Regions from separate parts of the Homo sapiens genome. Here region 1 is linked to region 2. A link is an interaction called in ENCODE POLR2A ChIA-PET data of the cell type or tissue named here. Cell type or tissue: PC-3. All regions are shown on one strand. Each heading gives the region's core, and the rest is flanking DNA. Links, peaks and the distances in the headings are about the cores only. Region 1 has its middle 100 kb from the start of UNC5C-AS1. Region 2 overlaps BMPR1B (bone morphogenetic protein receptor type 1B).

Region 1 (8,095 bases), core at 1,634-6,633, 720 kb before region 2:
TCAAGGTACCACCATCATTTTTCACAGAACTAGAAAAAAACTATTATAAAATTCATATGGAACCACAAAATAGCCTGAATAGCCAAAGCACTCCTAAGCAAAAAGAATGACCCAGAGGGATTACATTACCCAATTTCAAACTATACTAGAATGCTACAGTAACCAAAACAGCATAATACTGGTACAAAAACAGATATATACACCAATGGAACAGAATGGAGAACCCAGAAATAAAACTGCACACCTACAACCCTCTGACTTATGACAAAGTTGACAAAAATAAGCAATGGGGAAAGGCATCTCTATTCAATAAATGGCTAGCCATGTGCAAATGAATAAAATTATACCCCTATCTTTCACCATATACAAACATTAACTCAAGATGGATTAAATATTTAAATGTAAGACCCCAAACTATAAGAATTCTAGAAGAAAACCCAGGAAACACCATTTGGGACATCAGCCTTGGGAAGGAATTTATGACTAATTCCTCAAAAACAATGGCAACAAAAACAAAACTTGATAAGTGGGACCTAATTAAACTAAAGAACTTCTGCACAGGAAAGAACTATCAACAGAGAATTTACAGAATAGGAGAAAATATTTGACAACTATACATCTGAGAAAGGTCTAATATCCAAATGTATAGGAAATTAAACAATTCAACAAGCAAAAAACATATAATCCCAGTTAAAAATGAGCAAAAGACACAACAGGCATTTCTCATAATACGATAGAAATGCAGCCATCAAACATGCAAAACAAGTTCCACATTACTAATCATCAGATAAATGCAAATCAAAACTGGAATGAGATACCATCTCACATCAGTCAGAATAATTATTATTAAAACATCAATAAACAAATGCAGGCAAAGCTGCAGAGAAAAGGGAAAGTGTAGGTACTATCGGTGGGAATGTCAATTAGTTCAGCCACTGTGAAAAGTAGTTTAGAGATTTATCAAAGAACTTAGAACTACCATTCAACCCAGCAATCCCATTACTGGGTATCCATCTAAAAGAAAATAAATAGTCCTACCAAAAAGACACAGTTACTTGTATGTTCATTGCAGCACTATTCACAATAACAAAGGTATGGAATCAATCTAGGTGCCCATCAATTGTTGACTGGATAAAGAAAATGTGGTATACATATATCATGGATACTATGCAGCCATATGAAAGAACAAAATCATGTCCTTTGCAACAACATAGATGCAACAGGAGGCCATTATCCCAAGTGAATTAACACAGAAACAGTAAACCAAATACCACATGTACTCACTTAGAAGTGGGAGCTAAACAATGGGTACTCATGTACGTAAAGATGGCAACAGTAGACCCTGGGGACTACTAGAGCAGGGATGAAGAGAAGGGGGCAAGGGTTAAAAAACTATTGGGTATTATACTCAGTACCTGGGTGACAGGATCAATCATACCCCAAACGTCAACCTCATACAATATACCCAGGTAACAAATCTGCATGTGTACCCCCTGAATCTAAAATAAAAGTTGAAATTATTTTCAAAATAATAATAAATATCACCATTTTGCAGTCCATAGTGAATTAATGAATTTAGATAAATGATAGATTTGGAAAAAGAGGCATCCACGCTTCCTTTTGGAAATACACAAAACATCCTCTGAAGTATTTATGCCAAAGAATCTAACCTGAAGATGATCAAGCCCATAGATCTAACTTCCCAGTTTCAGGAAAAATGAATCAGAGGAACATATTACATAATTCCATAGGAAAATTCAGACTGTCATGAATTATAAGACGAATGACTCAGCTTCTTCAAAACGTAAATTGCAAGATAAAAGAGAGAAAAGTATTAGTATTTTAAAATTAAAAGACTTACATATATAAACCAATTACAGTCCGAAAAGTTGTTTGTCTCTTGGTCTCACTTGAACATTTTTGTGAAACAACAGGCCATATTTGAACATGGACTATGAGATTTTCTATTAAGTTATTATTTTTAGTGTAGTAGGGATATCAAAAAATTTTTAAAAGCTTGTAGTATGTAGATATATGTATTGAATACAGATTAAAGATATGACTGATATTTGCTTCAAATTAAAATCAAGGAAGGTGAGTGTGGCTATAAATGAAACAAACTGGCACTGAGTTGTAATTGTTGAGTTTGAGTTAATAGGTATATGCCATTGAATTATATTATTTTCTATACCTTTACATATATTTGGAAATTTTTATTTTTTATATAGATATATATAAAATATATATGTATATATATGTGTGCGTGTATATATATATATGTGTGTGTGTGTATATATATATACTTTTTTTTTTTTTTGAGACAGGGTCTCGCTCTGTCACCCGGGCTGGAGTATGGTGGTGCCATCTCGGCTCACTGCAAGCTCCACCTCTTGGGTTCATGCCATTCTCCTGCCTCAGCCTCCCGAGTAGCTGGGACTACAGGTGCCCGCCACCACACATGGCTAATTTTTTGTATTTTTAGTAGAGATGGGGTTTCACCATGTTAGCCAGGATGGTCTCGATCTCCTGACCTCCTGATCCGCCCGCCTCAGCCTCCCAAAGTGCTGGGTTTACAGGCGTGAGCCACCGCGCCCGGCCTATAATATATATTTTTAATTAAAAATAAAGGATATGTGTTTTAGATTTTTGCTATAAGGCCATGAAAAGCACTTTTAATTTTGATGGTTGTATCACCACGTCTTGTGTAGTCCTACAATGGTATACATTTCATACATGACAATTCCTATGATTAAAGTAGCTTCTCCTTGATCTGTTTTGTTTCTGGCACATGAGACACCAGCAACCTTATGGATTAGGACATGTCTTTATGCCCAGGCTCTAAGACATGAGGCTAGAGCTAACAATAAAAGTAATGACTAAGCACTGTCTGTTATTTACCTTTAGTTAGATGCTCAAAGCTTTGCTTTGAATTCAACAATAAGCCAATGTAGTTTTGGCTGAAAATAGTCACTTAATTTTATAGCTTATTGACTTTGACAGTCTAAGAGAACATGAATTGTAGAGAGATTTGATGTACATGGGAATAAAGTGATTGGGCTAGTGTCTTATTATCCTTGCACCTCCACTTTTTCCCATTGTGCCTGGCATACAGTAAGTAATAAATAAATTTTGATTTATCATTTTAAAAAGGAAGAGAGAGGTTGAGGGAAAGAGAGCTAGAGGAAGGGAGGGAGGGAGAATGGAAGGAAGCTGTACCATTTATCTATTGTTGCAATAATGCTGTGTAAAAAGAACCATGAAACCTCAGTGGCATACAAAAATCAGCTTTCTGTGCCCAATTGTCTGGGGTACTTTCTAGGTAGATCTGCTGAACTTTATTGCATTTGCAGGTCTCAGATGAGACAACAGGAATATATTGGCTGTACAACATGTCTCTTACAGTCTAGCAGGCTAGATCAGGTATGTCCTCATGGTAATAGAAACAGTACAAGAGAGAGAGCAAGCTCAATCATTCAAGTACTTTTCCAGCTTCTGCTTGGTCGTGTTTTGCTGCATCCTGCTGACCCAAGCAAGACACACAGCCAATCTGAGAACATTACTAAGTTAGATGACAAAGGACACGAATACCTGGAGCTGGGAAGACTAAGGCCTTTTTTTTGTTTGTTTTGGCCATCTTCCACAACAGAAATAAAAATATTAAATACGTGGCTGAGCACATGGGAGCTCTGAATATTGATTGCTTTTCTCTTTCAACTCCTAAACAAAGACAATTGGAATTATAGTGCCAATTAACTGAATTAACTTTTGGCTTTGATTTTTTTTAGTTCCATTGGAGCTTTTATATCATATTTTCATTAATCCAACAAATATTTATTGAGTTCAACCTCTTTGCAAATATCTGTATAAAGCATTGTCATTTGCACATGGTAACTACTTGATAAATATTGACTTAAACAGCAATTTTAGTCATAGATTCTTTGTCTATGTAGCCCCATTTCTTATTTGGCATCATTATCTCATATCCAAGAGTTGTTCTAGGTGAATCAAGTGTTAGCCTGCTTCTCCACTCCTTATATTTCCTTGGATATGGAGGGAGCCCCATCTTCTAGGATCCTTGGCCTCTGTATCCATATTCTGACTCCACATCAGGTGGACAGCTTTTTAACTAGTGAGCATGGAAGGAGAAACTGAGCACTTGTAGTTCTATCTTTCTATTTCTCTTTATAGAACAGTTTTAAACCAAAGCTATTTTTCTACTTTGATCCTCTAAGAAGTCCCTGTTACTGTGGGAAGAATCCCACCCAATTTGGGGCTGAACACGAAGAAGCTTACTTTGCCTTCCAATAGAAGCCTCCAGTATTCTTTGTATCCACAAAAGAGGCATTTTGGTTTCTGTTTCCTTGATTCTGGTTTAGAACTGGTATGTGGAAAATACATTCTAGTTATGCTTCCCCACCTTCGAGATACATCCAGTAACTCATATTTTATTATTCTCCAGTGACATATTGTACTTATTATCAGAGTGTTGGTAGTCACATGCATTAGAACTAATCCAAAGTAGAATACATGAATACGTTGCCCAGACTACATAATCAGTGGCTTCCTCAAATGTTTTTCCAGGATGGCAGTGTGCATACAGTGCTAAATGCTTGACCAAAAGTTTTAAATATAATCAATTATCTGATCTATAAAATGATTAATATCCAGAACTTTGAAAATATCAAAATGACACCCTTTCTTATATGCTTTTCAGTGTCAACTTTTGTCTGCGGATTTAATTTAAAGTCACTTTTACACTGAAAATTTCAATAGCCTCCATTTTCAATAACATGTTTCTTTTTATTTCCCAAATGATCTACTAACTTTAGTTTTGTGTAGTGTATTTTATGCAAGTATTTTCCCAAACCAGTTGTATAATATATTTTAAAAAATCAAAGATAGCTAGCTAATCTTGCAAATAGAGATGCTGGATATACAAATTTTAAGTGACATCAGCCCTGGCCTATGTTTGAAAATAAAGAGTAGTTAATTTCCGTGATTTACTATTATTTACACTTATTTGCTAACAACTTATATTTAAGCTTATTTTTAACCATCAAAAGAGTATTTCCAGGTATGTAATATAAGTGTTTTGTTTATGAGTAATGAAATTATTATAATTATACTCACAGATTACTTATTTGGTTCCAAACTGAACGGTGAGTAATAATAAAGTGAATTAAACATTATTTATGAGTTAAGCTGTACCTTTTCATGACCTACTGTGCTTTCAGTGGTAAGCAAGGGCATAGGAAAGATAAGATCTATCATATCTTATCTTTCTATCTTGTATTTCTATCTCCATAGAAATACAGTTCATCCTTCTTGTTCAAAAAGTGTTTGGATAGGGTTCACTACTGATTTGAAATTTAAATAAAATTTTGCTCCGGAGTGAGAAGATTTTGTTAGTCATGCATGTATTGCTTTTTTTCTAATATGACCTCTGTTTTCAAATGAATGACTTGTTCCTCTTCAAAAGCTGATGGATTCTATGAGGGGGAAAATCTACTACAGCTTTGAAAGACAACTATTTGCTTTTAATGCTTATTTCAATATTTTTTGATGCAGAAGCTAAAATGCATCAAAACCAATTTTCCTGGTTTTATTTATATCAGGCTTATCATTTTGGAAATGTACTAGGTATACGAATTTAATGGAAGGACTGTGACTTTTCATGCAATCCTAAACATGGCTCTTAATTTAAACATACTGAAAAATGTGAAAAGTGTGGGATAAAAATAACATTGCTTTACTTATACTAGATAGTGGGTCTCTTTGGTTGCATTATATGACTGAGTTGCAAAACAAATATATAGAGTACATATATTGTGTTCTTTTCATATTACCTCTTTTATAGTAGGAAATTGACTGATGTAGTTGATTAAGCCCATTTCACCAGAAAATGAGGCAAAGTTTATTTTACTCTATCTAAAAATAATTTTAAAGGCCAACTCTAATCTCATATGTAAATAGCTATTAGCTAGGTACTAGAGATGCCTTTCATTGTCATCAAAATTAAAACCTTTATATAGCACAAGAAAATAGATTCATTTTGTAAAATAATACTCTTTCATTCTGCCTGGGAAGCCTTGAGGTTTTAGCAATAATAACTGTAGAATTAATATTAACACTTATTTTTGTTCATAGAAAATTATATTTACAGAGATTTAACCTTTTAATTTAAAGATTTAACATTTTAAATTTAACATTTTAATCAGTGGAGTTTTCAGATTTTTTTTTAATTCACAATCGCTGTTGTCCTTAGATGTTTTTTATAGCTCAGATAATTCAAAAGATGAGCATAAATTTAAAAAGCTTAGCCAAGGTCTACCATAAAAGCAAAAAAGAATTATACAGCTCTCTGTGTACAATGGGTAAAACTGTAAAACAAAAATCACTTCTTAAAAAGTATTTTATTGTTCTTTTATTAAATCATTGGACATATATTAAGTGGCAACTTATGCTAGCTACAGCACTAAGTCTGTAAGAAAGAAGGAAAACAAAAATCTGCTAGCATATTTAAGCTTTGTAATTATTTTAGGACACAGGGTTGGGTACTATTATACTCTTTATTTTCTAGATGAACACACTGAAGCTAGCTATGTTAAATAAATTTCCCAGGCTATACAGCTGGGAAATGGTAGAGATTGAATCTGGATTTATGCTTTTTGGCATTATATCATAGATGACTCTTTTTTACTTGATGGTTTATTTGCTTATTTCCTCCACTAGACCCTAAACTCCTTGAATTCTGAAATTTATACATTTTCCTCCCCTTGAAAATACCTTTGCGAATCACATTATCTGGAACTCACTAAATGTGGCACTCACAATAAATGCTTAAACAGTCTCCATTTAAAAGTCATTTTTATTAGTGGGTCTTTCCTATCATATTTAAAATTATAAATCTATCCCATCCCCCCACACCAATTTTCCCTAAGTTTCAACTCTGTCTATTTTCCTTATTCTTATGACCATTTGACACACACACACACACACACACACACACACACACACACATATATATATTTTTTTTATAGGTTTATTATTATCTTTCAATCTTTGCTGGAAACTAAGCTCTATGAAATAAAATGTTTTTGTCTGCTTTTCTCACAGCTGAGACAAAATAGTGCTGGAACATAGTACAACATTTAATAAATATTTGTCGAATGAATTAATAAACATCCGGTTATCGGGATATAAAATAGACATCAGAGAAAACCCAGCTTGAAAGCCACTGCAAAAATCCAGATGCTGACTAGCATGACTAAAATGGTGGTAGTGAAAAGAGGAGAGAAAATAATGAGTCTAAGAAACATTTAAGGGATAAGCAAGGTTGGTCTTGCTTACCAAATAGATAAACATTAGGCAGTGTCTTTTACATGTGCAAAGACTTACATGACATCAAATGAATTCCTGGCATCTTAGAGCTGGAAAAACTTAGACCTCAAGGTCATCACACTTTGTCCCCTCAATATGAGGAGGAAACTGAGATTCAGGCTGGTTATGTAACATACCCAAGAGTTCCCCTACTACGACATGTTTCTTTGGTAAGCAGCAGCATCTAGGTTTATAATGTATCATTGTAATTTTTGTGAAGGTAAAATTTAATATGAAGTTTTGGTTAATTTTGGTATGCACCAAAATCAGTTGTGAACTGAACTAATGGGTCCCTCTGATTAGTTCTTATGTATTTCTAGCCATTCAACCACTCCTCTCTAACCCAAATATCAATATTTTGCATATGGAACTAAATAATAGCAAAGTCTAAACTTAAACAAAATTCTAAATGGGTAATGAGAAAATTAGAAACTATAAAATACAGGGAAATTCCATAATAAGAGTTTGATAAGATTATGCCTTTTGTACTTGCAATACATCTATTAAATGTTAAAATTGATCTTTAGAGCTAGCTGAATATAAACGTTTTTCTGATACTTAAGAATGTTACAAGAGGAAAAAGTTCATCTTAGCAAGGTTGTAAATGAAATTTAAAAAGGTTATTTCAGAGTACAAATTTGAACCATAACACAGAAAAACTAGCATTTTAAAAATTTCCTTTTATTCATAAAATTAAACTTGAAAGAGTGGTTTT
Region 2 (8,095 bases), core at 1,593-6,592:
CACAAGGAGAACAGAGATGCAGTTTACTAATTAGGGAACACAGGAGGAAAAGCAAATCTGGTGGGGGAAGGGAAGACGAGGTTAGCTTGGGACATGGGACGTGTCAAGCTTGAAGTTCTTGTTTATCATTCCAAGTGGAGACGTGCAGAAATCATAGGACGTGAGGATCTGGTGCATAAGAGAGAGACCTGTGCTGGGATGTAAGATATGAGAGGCATCAGCTACAGTGCAGTTAAATGAAGTCATGAAAAGCGGGAAGAATGAGCCAGAATAGGGCTAAGAGAAGAAAGCTTCAAATTGATCTGAGAGCACCAAGAAGGGACACAGAGGAAATAGAGAAACTTGCAAAGGAACCAAAGCAGCAGCAGCACAAGTGGTCAGAAGTGGGTGAGGAGAGTCCAGAAAACACAGTTTTGAGAAGGGACTCCTGAGTGTTAAATGATCCTGAGATACACCAAAAGGACTTAAAGAAGGCCCTTAAATTTTGCAAAGAAGTAATTCATGACATTTGCAAAAGAGTTTTAGCAGAGAGATGATAACAGAAGTGATACAAAAGTTACAGAGGAGCAAATATGATGTGAGAACATACAGAGAGTGGTTCTAGCATAGGTCACGGCACATATTAAATGCTCCAAGTGATTCTAGTTTAGTTTCTCCACTGCAAGTCACACTGCCCAAGTTTTTAAGACATGCCACTATCCCCCAAGGCAATACCAAACAAATGTTTAACGACGGCTTTGACTGTAACCAAAATCTCAGTGGAAATTAAGAGAAGTGCTGTGGGACACTTACTGGATTAAAGCATTTAGGAATCTCTTAAGCCATCGTAGTAGCCAAGTTTCATGCTCCACAATCTAAGGAAGCTGGAATTGTTGGGAGGCATTGCCTTTGGTGGTTTTCAGTGCATGTATCATGAAAACTGTTCATAGAGTTGTGTCACAAATCATTTTATTTGTTCTTTTAAATGAATCTTATGGTCTGGGGGCATAAAAGTAAAAATAAATGAGTTTTATGAGAATAGTAAAATTAATTTATCCCTAAAACTCATAAAATACAAATATAACATCAAAATAGATTATGCCATAGATTCTGTATGACATAAATGACTTAGTAATGTTACCCCAATTAATTGCTCAGTTGATTATTATTCAACCACATAAAAGATATAAACAGGTAAAATATCTTATATGAACCAAAGACCAATGAGCAAAAATAAGGGGCCTGTTTTATATCTTTACATGTTTTCATATCTCAGGCAAAACAGCTATAGTGCCAGCCATCTGTTTATTCACATTAGCATCTAGCCAAACAATAATATTTTTTCTTATATTACTAAGGGACTTGCCAAAAAAAAAAACAACCCAGCCTTCCACTTAATTTGCATGACAACATAGGAGGAGGGCCCGCCCAATGCTGTCTCAAAAGAATCAACCAGAAATTAGAATGAGATTTCAACTCTTAAAAATATTTTTAGTTTATCAAGATGAAAATGTAACTGATCTGCCTTCATGCACAATAATACCAGTTTCTGCCTACACCTTATCTCGAGGAAATTTATAAAAGAACTACACACACCCATTCGGAAGATTTGCAGCTACAAACATTTTTAAAAATAAACAGTGGTGCATGCCTGTAGTCCTAGCTACTTGGGACGTGGAAGCAGGAGTATCTCTTGAGTCCAAGAGCTTGAGGTTACAGTGAGCTATGATCATACCACTGCCCTCCAGCCTGGGCAACATAGCTTTATTTCTCTTTCTAAAAAAAAAAAAAATACAATAAAACAGAAAATAAAATAAAAAATAACCACATACACATATTTAATCATTTGACGAGACTTTCGCCTACTAGAGCAATATAAGAAAAAGCACTTTTACCAAATTCCTACATTTACTCTCCACAAACAGCTCCTCTTCTGACTGCCCAGTTTCTGTTAACAAAAATAACCAACATTCCAGAGATACTCAGCCTCAAAACTTTGGTGTTATCATCCTCCATATCCAATTAGCTGCCAAATACAATGGATTCCACATACTCGATGTGCCAGGCAATGGTCTCTTTCTTTACATTACCTCTGCCACAATGCAATTAGGCCCTTTACTATCTCTATCTGTGCAACTTTCTGAATGCATTCCAGTTCTTCCTAAGCAGAGTCCCAACTGCTCTCCATAAAGTCCAGTTCCAAGTTACTGCTTTTCAGCTTTCAATGGTTCTCCCCTGCCTGGCAAATTAAGTGAATACTCCTTGGCCTGGGATTTAAGATCCATAACATGGCAGTTTCCTTCATGCACAACGATTTCAGGCTTGCTATCCTGGAACTGCATTTCCCAGTTTCTGACCTCCCTAACATCACTATGCTATTTCTGCCAACTGAATGTCCTTTTCTCCCATCTTCTCTCACCAAAAGACTACTTGATCCTTCAATAATAATCTCAAACATCTGTTTCTTCATAAACTCAAACATCAATTTCTTCATGATGATTTTACTTTCCCCATTCATCTCTGATCCTGCCCTTTTAGGAGCCCTCACAGAATGTCTGTGCCTTGTATAGTTCCTATGTTTCATTTTGAATATTGTTTATTTTTGCTTTTGCCTTAAATGCCATTAGCAATCCACTGGCTCCATGAGGGCAGGAAATGCACTACAATTATTTCTCATCTAGAGGAGCCTAATGATCTGATCATAGTAACACTGTCATTATTTGCTGAATTTAATTGAAAATGTTAATATGTTAGCACGAGTTTGAAGCCAAATCAATTCATCAGTGACTCGCAAGGAATGAACAAACCAGTCTGTCCACTAGAGCTTTTATTGTCCCTTTCTTGTGCACCAAGCCTGTGACTTGCACTAGTTGTGTCCAGATCATCTGAGTTCACCAGTTATTGTTAGCAAAACTTAAGAATTGTGGGTAAATGGATTATACACAAATAACTTTCAAAGAAAGTAAATATTAGGTCAATTTTGAGAAAGGAAATATCTTTTTAAAAATAACTCTTTTGATTCTACCAAAGAAAAAACATGCATTTAATAAGTTTTCAAAATAAAATGAGACAGTTTAAATTACACATTTTTGTAAAGGTCAACACATAAGTTAATTTGAGGTCCTCTGTTTTCTAAACATTATCTACTAGATTTTCACCTATGAATACCATTGAAGGTATTATTTTTAACTATTTTTTTAAACCACAAAAAGCAAAGGTAGCCATTTACACAAACACACACACACACCCCTATAAATCATTATAACACTGTAAGATTCAAGAAAATAGTGACAGTTTTAAAAAATGCAACCTAATGTATAGCCAAATAACTCATGAAACTCAGCATGCACTGCTGACTTTGGACATGATCACCAAATTTAACAAGGTGTTTGTGAGAGAAACAAATTAAGAAAGGTCCCCAGAGTATCCATTCAAAATGACAGATGCATCTGAACTCTGGGGCAAACTCCTCTAAGCTAATATTGTGCTTGGCCTTAAATAAAAATTGTAAAATCTAAACATCTTGAATTTAAATAATAATTCAGAATGTAGGAAAACACTGCAAAAGTCAGGCTATCAAGCATATTAGAGCCATCTAAGGCCTAAATATAATCATGTAATTGGTCTTTACGGATAAGACCAAGAAGAGTCTGATACAAAATTTGCGAAACCTATAAAACATCTATTCAGAACGAAAAGCACCAAATATCCTGCAGTGCAAAGTGAAAGAGCATACCTATTTTTCATAAATATTCTTTCCTGGGCATTCATCACTGAGTCACACATATTAGAGCTGTCATTTTCAAAGAAAGGAAGAAAAGGAGGGAGGCAGGGAGGGAGGAAGGGAGGGGAAGGAAAGGAAGGGAGAGAAGGGGAGGGAGACGGGAGGGATTGGGGGGGAGGGAGGGTAGGAGGGAGGGGAAGGAAAGGACAAAAGGGAAGGGAAGGGGAGGAAAGAGGAGGAAAGGGGAGGGAGGAAGGGAGGAGGGGAGGAAGGAAGGAGAAATGTGTGCCTTGCAGGTAATCTTTGCTGCGTGAAATTGGATTGCTGAAAACTACCATTCATTGAATTCTTATAAAGCCCTGATTGCTGCCTATCACCATTTGGCACAAACTAAGAAAAGTTATTTTCCACTAACACCCCACCAACTATCACAACTCATTCAGCTTTAAAAATTTACTTGGTTCTTTGCCTTATTTTTTGAATAGTTGGTTCAAGTCCTTACAAATATCCAAATTCCCATTAAAATCTCTCCGGTACCATGTCCAAGTTTCAAAGCTCTTCAGTGCTTTTCTTTACATGTGGATTTTATATGGACTTAGAATTTTTAAGGCATGTGCTCTTGGTTGTTTTGCTAACACTGGGTGAAAGACTTGGGCTCATCTGTGAAATTCACAAATAGTGAGTTTGTGAAAGTCACAAATTTTAACTTCTGATAACACTTAGGATATGACTGGCTAAGGTTTGGAAGCCAGTATGTGATTAAGAAACACAACAGTAAAATTCACTGACTTATATCAAAACAGACTACTTATCTTTGACATCATTAATTCTTAGCCTCCCTATAGTCCTGTGTATTGCCTCAGAATTACAGATTAATAGAAAAATGACCACTTTTCATCATTCCTATGTCCATTCCTTTTTTTCAAAATTTGCATAGTTAAAAATTATATTTCTAGAGTGAAGAAAGGAGAGAGGTCAACATAAATTGTGAAACTGACTAAAAGTGTAAGACATTTATGCTGCTGGTATGGGAGGAATCCATATTCTTAATGTCATGCTTGGAGTCTGGGTGGCTACAAGGCAGGTGATTCTAAATAGGAAGAGGGAGATTGACCAATTTCTGATTTCACAGACATAAGTTCCAGTTCTTGAAGGCAGAGAGGACAAGCATGATCTAATATGTATTTTGTATACCTCAAAACAAACTCTTCACTTAATAGGTGAGGAAACTACAGTCTAAGTGGCCAGGAGATTTTACTTCTAGGAAAGTAAGTTAAATTGGAAGGATACCAAAGGCTTTGATGTAGCAGCCAAAGTTCAGTGGCAATAAATTATTCAAATTAACATAAACATGAAGAAGATTTTTTGGCTCACATCACTGAAAAGTTAAGTAGTATAAGCCTCAGGTAAGGCCTGATTCAGTGGTTCAACAAATAACCAAAGACTCACATCCTCAGTGATATGTGTCATACGGTATGTGTGTCACTGTATGACACACATCACTATAGCAAGAAACGTTAAATACACTGATTGTCTTGATCTAAGTTGCACACATGATGTGAAGTCAGCTTCCCTGAAAATTTATGAATACTCAGAAGGAAACCATGGACTGTCTTGTTGGAGAGAAGTGGCAAATGAATGTTGGAGGTCAGTAAAACAGTCCACCTTAACATGCATGTCTGGGACACATTCTGATCCTACACCTGAGGCTTCTGTCCCCACTCTTTATCATAGTCCTTGTTTTGAGAGCAGTGATGGGGTAAACAAGGATGTATTTATTGTCAAAAGATGAAAAATGCCCCCAAGTATCCTTATTCCTAATTCAGGGAGTAGTAGACTAGGTATCCTAATAGGTTCTCCAACTACTCCAAGTTTTATAATGTTGAGAAAGCAAAATGTAATGCAAAAAAGTTAGTATCTTCTCCAACTTAAGAGTACAGTAAGTTTTGCTTAGAAACTTAAGGGCAAGGAAATAATTATACAAGAAAATCACATAAACAATAAAATAATTCAGCCAATAGAATAGTTTCAGTAATTCTGAAGCTCCAACTTTATCTTGCTTGTCCTAGAAAAAGTGAAGAAAACTAACTATAGTTGCCATATACGGGTAATACAGATGTGTCAAGTAGCAGGGAAAAAATACTCCTCGGAAGGGTCAAGGATTTCTTCCAAAAATGAAAGAGAACATCACAGTCCCCCAAACAGCATATGCTAGTCAAGACATAGCATCCTTAAGTTGGATGCTATAATAACTGGAAGCAACCCAGTGTCAAAGGCAACCCATCAAGAGTGGTTTATGCATGTTATTTAGTGTCACACTATAGATTTTCCTAAGACCCAGTCCAAGTGTGAGCAGGACCTTTCCGGAAATCACAGTCAAAGAGATCTAGAACCCAAATTATCTTTGAGCCGAAAGATCATCTAATCTAGAACATCTCAAACTGTGCCTAGAGGTAGGGGCAAACAGGGCAGAGAAGGTTTTATAACCACCCCTCTCTTCCCACTATTTCACCTCCAACAAGAACACATCTGATTTTATCTATTCTACAAAAACAGCTTCTGGAAATAAATTCATTTGAATAAAAAGCTTTGGGGCTAAAAAGAATAGCTAATCTAAACTTATTATTATTCAATCTGAGAAACTTAAGTCCAAGAAGGTTCACTCATTTATCAAGTGGAAGTGCCAAAACTTAAACCAGGGCTCTCAAATTCATTCAGTAAGAATGGCATATCTACTGCTAGTCATTACCTTGAGTAGTCTCTAAACCAGATACACCTCACCAACAAGTAAATCAGAATATCTAAATACTCCCTTCAATTTCAATATTTCCTTTATTTCCTTTCATAAATCCAAAATTTCAGAGTACATAAGCCTGTTGCATTCACATCCCAACTGTAGGTGGTATGTGACTGTGGGATAGGTACTAAACTCCTGTAAAACTATTTTCTCATCGGCAAATAGGAATAATATTATGCTACCTCTAAAGGAGGTAGCATGTTAAAATGTTTTCATTTTAAAAACTTCACCATCATGTACATAAAAAATGAAGAGAAGGACATTCTATAGAACAGTTACAAAGCAAAATGTCTGACAAAGATAAACAAAGTATATAAGATAAATTAATTATACATAATTGTATGTTGCATGTTTACAGCATTTTAGAGACCCATGGTGGAAAATAGGTCAATGAAATAGCACTTTTGATGTGAGTTCCTTTGGGATATATTAACCTAATGGCAGCATAGAAGCAATGGTGAGCACTCTATCCAATTTGGCTCTTCGGAACTCAAAATAAAGAGAAAATTTTAGTACAACCTAGAGAAGAAATGTTGACAATTGTTAAAAGATTGCATAATTTGGGGTCTGGATAGCAAATGATCAATTTAACCTTATAGAGGGTGTAAAGGTATTTTAACATTTATCTAAATAAAGAGTATTAGGTTGGCTTTATGGATCATACTGTTGATTCTTATTCAGAATAAAGACACAGCAAGTGGTTACCCAGAGACAAAATCTGGCTTTCAGGAGTAATTTTCCACACAGTCAGTGCATGCTTACTAATATTATTTTATATAAGATAATTGTAATATATATCATAATTGAGATAAAGTTTCTAGAAGTCACACTGATGAAGAAATTACCATCAAAGGTTCCCGCATGCTTTAGATTTTGCAATCTTATAACCAACTTAGAAAGAACAAAAATAATAGTGCTAAAACATTATCAACAGACTATTGAAATTAATTTCTGTAGTCTGCAAAACGAAACTAATTTTGCACTTTATATACATAATGTTTTATTTGTGGTTTGCTTTATCCATTAAACATTGCTATTGTGTTGACAGCACAATAGAATGAGAATGACATATAGGCATCTCTCAGTCTCTCTCTCATACACACACGCACACGTCCCACAAGAGGTATCCACATGTTACACACACATATAAGAAAAGTGCTAGGCCAGGCACAATGACTCATGCCTGTAATCCCAGCATTTTGGGAGGCCAAGGTAGGAGGACTGCTTGAGCCCAGGAGTTCAATACCAGATGGGGCAACACTGGAAGACTCCCTTCTCTACATAAGAAAAAAGAAATTAAGAGGGTATGGGGCTGCATGCCTGTAATCCCAGCTACTTGGGAGGCTGAGGTGGAAGGATAGATTGAACCCAGAAGGTCGAGGCTGCAGTAATTGTGTTGCTGCACTCCAGCCTGGGTGACAGAGCAAGGCTCTGCCCCTCCCCAGCCAACAAAAAAGGAAAGAAAACATGCTAACAAAATGAGAATTTTTTTTTTCAGAAAAATTGCTAATCCAAGATTATTTATCTAAAATATTAGGATCTTCTTTTAAAGATGAACATATTTAGATTACAAAAAAAGGACTCTTTCTCCATCA

Evidence for each region. ChIA-PET counts read pairs that join two places held together with the same protein. Peaks named below come from ENCODE experiments on the same cell type or tissue, not always from the same donor. Only the 100,000 strongest peaks of a DNase experiment are listed, where the experiment ranks them.
Region 1: POLR2A ChIA-PET joins it to region 2 with 7 read pairs; 1 of 35 experiments calls an interaction of 5 or more read pairs at or near these places.

Annotation. Positions count from the first base shown.
Region 1 is chr4:95,646,875-95,654,969 of GRCh38, reverse strand. No RefSeq gene overlaps it. Among named protein-coding and RNA genes, the nearest start is that of UNC5C-AS1, 100 kb to the right of the region's middle. In PC-3, for the core only: no CTCF peak of the experiment used is centred there; no DNase peak of the experiment used is centred there; H3K27ac peaks cover 484 bases.
Region 2 is chr4:94,921,841-94,929,935 of GRCh38, reverse strand. All of the region lies in intron 2 of BMPR1B (bone morphogenetic protein receptor type 1B), which reads right to left. Among named protein-coding and RNA genes, the nearest start is that of BMPR1B, 170 kb to the right of the region's middle. In PC-3, for the core only: no CTCF peak of the experiment used is centred there; DNase peaks (open chromatin) are centred at 3,835 and 5,175; H3K4me3 peaks cover 1,355 bases; H3K27ac peaks cover 3,719 bases.